2 separate regions of the Homo sapiens genome follow, and region 2 is linked to region 1. The links are chromatin contacts, found by Hi-C or POLR2A ChIA-PET in ENCODE. All regions are on one chromosome and are shown on one strand. The core of a region is the stretch at or near the end of the contact, and the rest is flanking DNA. Distances in the headings are between cores, read along the strand shown.

What was found. Hi-C counts contacts between places; a loop is a spot of excess contacts on that map. ChIA-PET counts read pairs that join two places held with the same protein, here RNA polymerase II (POLR2A). Pooled maps may share reads with other maps.
Region 2: a pooled map shows a loop between it and region 1 (4-fold over the local background). The contact joins the enhancer-like site here to the promoter of MCTP2 in region 1. A Hi-C loop is called at or near these places in 1 of 168 maps with a recorded cell type or tissue (CD8-positive, alpha-beta T cell) and 5 of 50 pooled maps. POLR2A ChIA-PET finds 5 or more read pairs at or near these places in 1 of 52 experiments (MCF 10A).

What each region holds. Positions count from the first base shown.
Region 1 is chr15:94,229,875-94,233,094 of GRCh38, forward strand. MCTP2 (multiple C2 and transmembrane domain containing 2) reads left to right here and starts at 1,687. Exons shown (of 23, transcript NM_001385001.1): 1 at 1,687-1,790. RefSeq lists an enhancer at 1-81 and a silencer at 1,617-1,746.
Region 2 is chr15:98,864,438-98,867,657 of GRCh38, forward strand. The region is part of intron 2 of IGF1R (insulin like growth factor 1 receptor); the gene reads left to right. Among named protein-coding and RNA genes, the nearest start is that of MIR4714, 82 kb to the left of the region's middle. Within about 2 kb of position 1,699, at least 34 of the 41 ENCODE cell types and tissues checked have a DNase peak (open chromatin) inside an H3K27ac peak, as active enhancers do; they include CD8-positive, alpha-beta T cell, where a contact is called at or near this core.

The sequences.
Region 1 (3,220 bases), core at 437-2,936:
AGTCAGCTTTAAAGGTATGATTGCTTCGTCTGCCTACTGCTCTTTCTCTTCTTCCTTTCATGCTGTTTTACCCTTACCTCTCTCTGTTCTCTGCTAGGGGATGTAACCTTCGGCACGGTGGGAAAAGCCAATTTTGCCATAGGCCTCAGCTTGCTCTGACTCGGCTACTAACTTGACTCATAGCTTCAGGCAGGTTATTTCATGGTTCTGATGCTCATTTTCCTCATCTTGAATCAGAGATTTTATTAACTGTCTCCTGGTTTGTGAAAATTCAATATGATCACGTGTTACATGCCAATCACAGAAACTGGTGCGAAGTTGTGTTCCTCAGTGGTAGCTATTGTTGTAAGTCGGAATTGCATGACAGTGGCAGCTGTTTTCTATCACGTCCTCATGTTTTCTAAATTTTTATGCCCCTTCCTCCCATTTCCTACCTTAGTATTGTTAATAGCTAACTTTTATTAAGTGGTTACCATGGCCCAGGACACTGTAATGAGGATTTTATGTGAATTACCTAATTAATTTCTCAGAAAGTATGAGATAGCTATTATTTTAAGCTATTTAAGCTATTTTAAGCTATTTAAACAACCAGTTTGTTGAAGTTAAAATTTAGAGAGGTTAAGTGAACTCGTCCATTTACACAATTAGTTGCCCAGGCAGAATTTGATTTGAGGTCTGACTCCAAAGCCGGAGCTCTTAATCACCAGTGACACCAACTAAACGCTTCATTTCAGAGCTCGCCTATTCCCAGAGGTCCCATTCCCGTTTTAAGGTTATTTTCTGTAACTCTCTTGTATCTAATTTAAAAATGCTATTTCCCAGAGATGAGTCCCTGATCTCCCAGAAGGCATGGATCATACATTTCTTTTCCTAATCCACCCAAATTCCTAGAGCGCACAGACTTAGGCTCGTTCATAGACGGGAAAAGAAACTGACCAGGCAGTGAAACCGAGCAAACAAAGTGCAATAAGACAATTACAGCAGGAAAGCGGCGTAAAAAAAAGTAGAAAAAGAAAGTAAGGGAAAGGGGAAATAAATAGCAAATATTCGCTGAGTGCCAACAATCGCACGGGAGGGTCTTTAGGGTTCTCTGCCGAGTACTCGGGACGGCTTGCTGAGCAGTACGCCGGCCTTATCTCATAGATGAGGCACCAAGGCTCAGGAAACAGTTCTGTGGATCTGGGCGGGCATCTTCCACCCACAGTCGCGCACACGTGGCATAGGTTAATAGGCTGTCTGGCTCGGGTACCTCTTCCCAGGGTCAGGGCGTTACAAAGGGAGGCTGCTGTCTTCCCATGAATCTATTAGGGACCTACAGGAGCGAAGAGAACCCTTCTGAGTATCAGCGAAGACAGCTTATTAAGACTTTACGAGTTTGCAAGCCATCCTCGTCCTATTTCCTCACTTCGGACTTTTTGGACACACCTTCCTTTTCCTGTGAGCCAACCCAAACGAATGAGTTACAAGTAATCGCCTTCTCTACGCCCAGCCAGTGCCCAGCACCAAGCATAGCGCCTCCTTGCAACACCCGGCCGAGCTCCCGGCGGCAGCGCGGGCGCTTGGGTCGGAGGCTGCTCAAAGGTGACGCGCGGCCGCCTCCTCCCCTTTAGGCGGGGCTCGCAAGGGCGGTGGGGGGGCCCGAGGAAGTCCGGGGGCCCTCGGTGATGCCCCCGCCCCCGCCGCGTCAGGGTTGCTCCCTGCGCTTCCGAGTGGCGACTGCAGCGGGTCCGGTGCAGGTGAGGGGCGCGCGCCTGCCCAGCTTTGCAGCCCCCGAACGCGGCCTCGCACAGGTGAGGGCGGTGCCGGGTTCACCTGGCAGCGCGCGTGGGCCGGGCAGCACGGTCGCCGCCTGGGGGTGGGCGTCTTCTCTCAACCGAAGCTGGGAGTTGGGGAGCTGGAGGGTCCAGGATGAGAATTCAGTGGCGCTACTACCCCGGAGCTGCTTGTGGTTCAGAGATCAGAAAGGTGTCCTGAGGACTGGAGGCAGAAATCCAGGCGTGGCGTACTGGAAGGCGCACTAGGGGAGGGCAGCCTGGCCCAGAATTTCTTTGCATTTTAAAGGCCACACATTCAGTCTCCCCGGGGCGCTACGGAGGTAGTCACCGCCACATCCAGGACTCCTTCCACAGAGGTCAGTTCCTCAGCTGGGTGGGCTTTAATACGCTCTCTTCGTAGAGACCCGGAGGTTCAACTTTAATTCTTTGCGCTGACATTTGCTCAACGACACCGGAGCAGAAATCCTTGGGATAATTGCGTAGGTAACAAACAGTGTCTCAATCCCACTGAAGATAAGTAAGTTAAAAATAAAGACAGTGATGTTGGTGGTGAACTTGAGTGGCGATTAGTTTCCGCAATTAGTTCCCTCCTGCACTGTCCATTTGTTAAGCAAATGTGCTGACGGCTTTTTTTAAATGATTGGGTTGCCATAAAAGAGGTTTTCTCTAGTCTGAATGAACTTCTGTGCGATGCTGACTGAGGGTTTCAGCCTCCTCTAGATGCTTACAAGAGCTTGGTCTGGAAGGTACAAGGGTGCGAACCCTTAAGGTACCAAGCAGCTTCTCAGTGAACCGTGAGACGTTAGAACACTTGCTTCAGGACGCACAGAATTCAGACACCACTTATTGAAGGATTTGTATGGATTATAATTTACATTAGCATTCATTTTTTGCTTGAGTCAGTAGCATTTCAATTCAACAAATATTTATTGTACACCTGTTAACGGGCAGACCTCTGAGAGCCGGGCTGGTGTGCTGTTGGGTAGCACAGGTGTTGATATTAATACAAAGGGGAATCTTAAGGCACTTATTCCTCACAGGTGGGTGTTTAGAACGAGACCAATGGTGCTGCGCTTTGCCTCAGCAGCACCTGTGTAATCGCTGGTTATAAGTATTTAAATGCAGGGAGAATGTAAATCTTTGAAGAGTCTCTGTCATTAGCCTGATCAGTCATTCCAAAGCAATAAAAATTGTCAAAACCATGCTTAAAATAAGATTATTAAGAATTAGCTCTGTGCCAAGCACCATGCTAGGCACTTTGTCTTGTCTATGAAATCTACAAAGTAGATACTATTCCCCTGTGCAGATAAGGAACTGAGGCAGAGAGGAGTCCAGTAATTTGTACAAGGTCAGTGGTGAATTTAGAAATTGCATGTGGCTATTTCTGAGTGCAGAACTCGTACTTTTTCACTATTCCATGCTGTCTCTAAGATGGAGAGTGTAAA
Region 2 (3,220 bases), core at 449-2,948, 4.6 Mb after region 1:
AGTGTTGCTCTCATAGCTCACTGGAGCAGGAGCCTCAACCTCCCAGGTTTAAGTTAATGCTCCCACCTCAGCCTCCTGAGTAACTGCCACTACAGGCGTGTGCCACCATGCCCAGCTAATTTTTTAATTTTTCGTAGAGATGGGGTCTGTGTTGCCCAGGTCCCTCTTGAACTCCTGGCCTCAAGCTATCTTCTCCAGTCGGCCTCCCAAAGGGCTGTGATTACAGGCGGGAGCCACAGCGCTCAGCCTAAAAATAACTCTTTAGCCAAAAGAAAGTTTTAAAAAATTGTCTGTTGTATTCTTTGATTTTACTCTATGTGGTCTTTTCTATTATTTTTAAAATAAAAAAGATTTATACTCCTCAAGTGTAACATTTTATCAAATCTCATGCTTCTGTTTGATGAAACCGAATGGCTAAATTTTTTAAATATCATGCAATCCATCCCAGTTTGTAATTTTATTATGGCCCTCACACAAGAGCGTGCAAGCTATACTAAGCTTCCTGTGGCCCTCGTTTTTCCTCACTGATATTTGTAACTCATTCCAAATTAAATTTTAGGAGTCTGAAATGTAGCTGTTATATTTGGGAGATGTGAAGAAAAGAATCGTAGGCATCTCAGTAGGCTAGGTATCAGATCACACATGCTTGCTGGACCAAAGAGGACTCCTTACAGTAGGATACATGATTCTGAGTTAGTTTGTGTACTAAGTATATACTATATAGCTTTTGAAGGGGAGACGGGCACAGAATTCACAATATCATGCACTAAGGGTTATTTTGTGTTTGCAGTTTCCAGATGAATGTTTTAAAGTTGGCTGCAGAATACAGCGAGATAGGTAAAATCTATTTGAGTATTACTTACAGACCCCAAAGGATATCCCAAAGGATATGTTGGACTAATTCCTAAAATATCCTGTAAGTCATTGCAGGTACAGGCGTGGATCTGGGTTTGGAAACGCCGCCTGGATCGCTGGCTGGGCTCCTGCAGCCGCCAAGGAGGGGCTGGCTGGAGGTGGGGCTCGGCGTGCATAGCGGCCACGTGACTGCGCCCCGGCCACGCCCACCGTCCCTCACGTGGTCCCAGGCCACGCTGGGCTTCGGCATGTGCTAAAGTGGATAGAAAAGGGAGTGGGGCCCGGGCGTGGCTTTGTGGTTTGGGAAGATATGAACTCCTTGGGGTTTTTTTCTCTTTTAATTCTTTAATTTTGATATTTGGAAATGCGTAAAAGGTTTTTCATTTGTCCTTGACCACGTGGTCCAAACCTCAATTTCCCTAGCAGAACGCGGTTTCGATCACTGGTGGATCCGTCTCACAGCACCAGTCATGCTGCCTCGCTGGGAAGTGGAGGGCTCAGGATTCCCGTGGTTCACGATCCATTTTATGTTGGAAGGAAATCATTTTGAACTATCTCAGTACACACCCTAGTGTATCTTTAAACCTAATTGAGTGTTGATGGAAAATCTGCGGTCCGAGAACCGTAAGAAAAGGGGGCTCCCACCTCCCGCTCTGGGGTCGCCACTTGCCTCGCAGGCAGGAGGAGGCTCCCAGAGTAGATACAACTTGCCCGTCACCCGGATGGGTTGGTAGTGCACATATGCACGGGGCGCAGTTTAAAATGAAAGTAAAAGATGCAAATGTGTTTGCAAAAGAAAAATTAACATAGGATACGTGCGGGCGTTCTCAGTTGAACTCGGTCTTACTGTTCCACGCGAGCACCCCATGACTCAGAGCCCAAATCTCAGCGGAACAGCCCAGGACGCTCCTGCCGTCCACAGGAAGACGCCTCTGTCTCTGTCCCCCGCCGCCACCACACAGATGCACGTACTCTCTTCACTTCCGTGTACCCAGTAAATGCAGATCCTGATTTAAATCTGCAGCACGCTGCTTTCTTCCCATTGCATGTGGGAAGCTTCAGGTTCTCTTCGGTTTATTTTCTCATCACCTTTATTAAAATGCAGTAAAGCAAGGAGTATATTAATGCGGGCCTCTGCAAATAGAGGGAATTTATTGAAAAGCAGAATGGCTTGAAAGATTGAACTTCATCTTAAAAATCAGAAACAGACTCTTGTTATTAATAGCTTTAGAAACGAAAATCTAACTTCTGATAAATTATTTCAGAGGAGTGGTTCAAACGTGTAGTAGATAGCTCTGCCTGGTCATCAATTATAGTGACGTCCTTGCATCAGCTCCAGAAACTCAGAATATTCATGAGCTTTCCAGTCTGACTCAGACCTTCAGGAGCCATGAAATTTTCCTGTTGGGATGAGAGGAAGCGCTGGCGGTCGTTTCGGCAGCTTAATGAAACCAGAAATAGATAAGCACGAGTGAGGGGTGATGTCCGCTTGTTTGCTCCCATCATGTTGTTTTTAATGTGTGAAAGTGAAAGTTTTAAAAGTCATACTAAATGTGTGATCCTTTTTAGAATTCACTGGGTACGGGTACGTGGAGGAAGTGTTTTTGTTTTTGTGAATTTGTTTAAACAAATGACTGAGGCTTTGTTTTCCACTCTGTCTGGCCAAGCACCATTGCTACACTTTTTTAAATTCATGACATCCTGAGCAGTGAAGCTGTTCTTCAGCCCGCCTCTCCATTTGTGACTGGAAGACAAGGAGGCAGACACCAATGGCGCCTCTCACAATGGAGGTTTATTTTTTTTTAATCTAACGGAGGGATTGTAGATGGTGTAAAACTTCCTTGTGCCAGGAGAGAAAGGGGGAGAGAGAGAGAGAGAGAGAGAGAGAGAGAAATAACCCATTCTAAACAACTTTAGGAATAGATGATCCGTAGGCATCAACTTTGCGCAGCAACAAAAGCCACTTTCTGAACCTCGTTCTGTGAAGTTTTAAAACAAATTGGGTTTGTTTAATTAAAATATTTCTTAAAGGCAAAAAGCACTGAGCTAATTTTTAAGAATTTTAAGTTATATATTAATATGAGTAGTGATTTATAATTTTCTGTTGAAATACATAAATTCGAGAAGCCCCACCCCTACCACTTGCCAGTCTTGAGTCCCCACGGCTCCTTTGCCTAGGTCTAAAGTCACTGCTTGCACACTCCTGCCTTGCATATGCCTTGCCATCGTGTGGGCCTCTTGGCTGGAAGTGTTCTTGTCCTCCCGTTAGGTATCTTTTATGACGTGAATCCTTACCTCTAATTATTATCTGTGTGTACATCTCATCACCTGCATCTGACTGTGTGCCTTGTGTATGTCTCTTAGC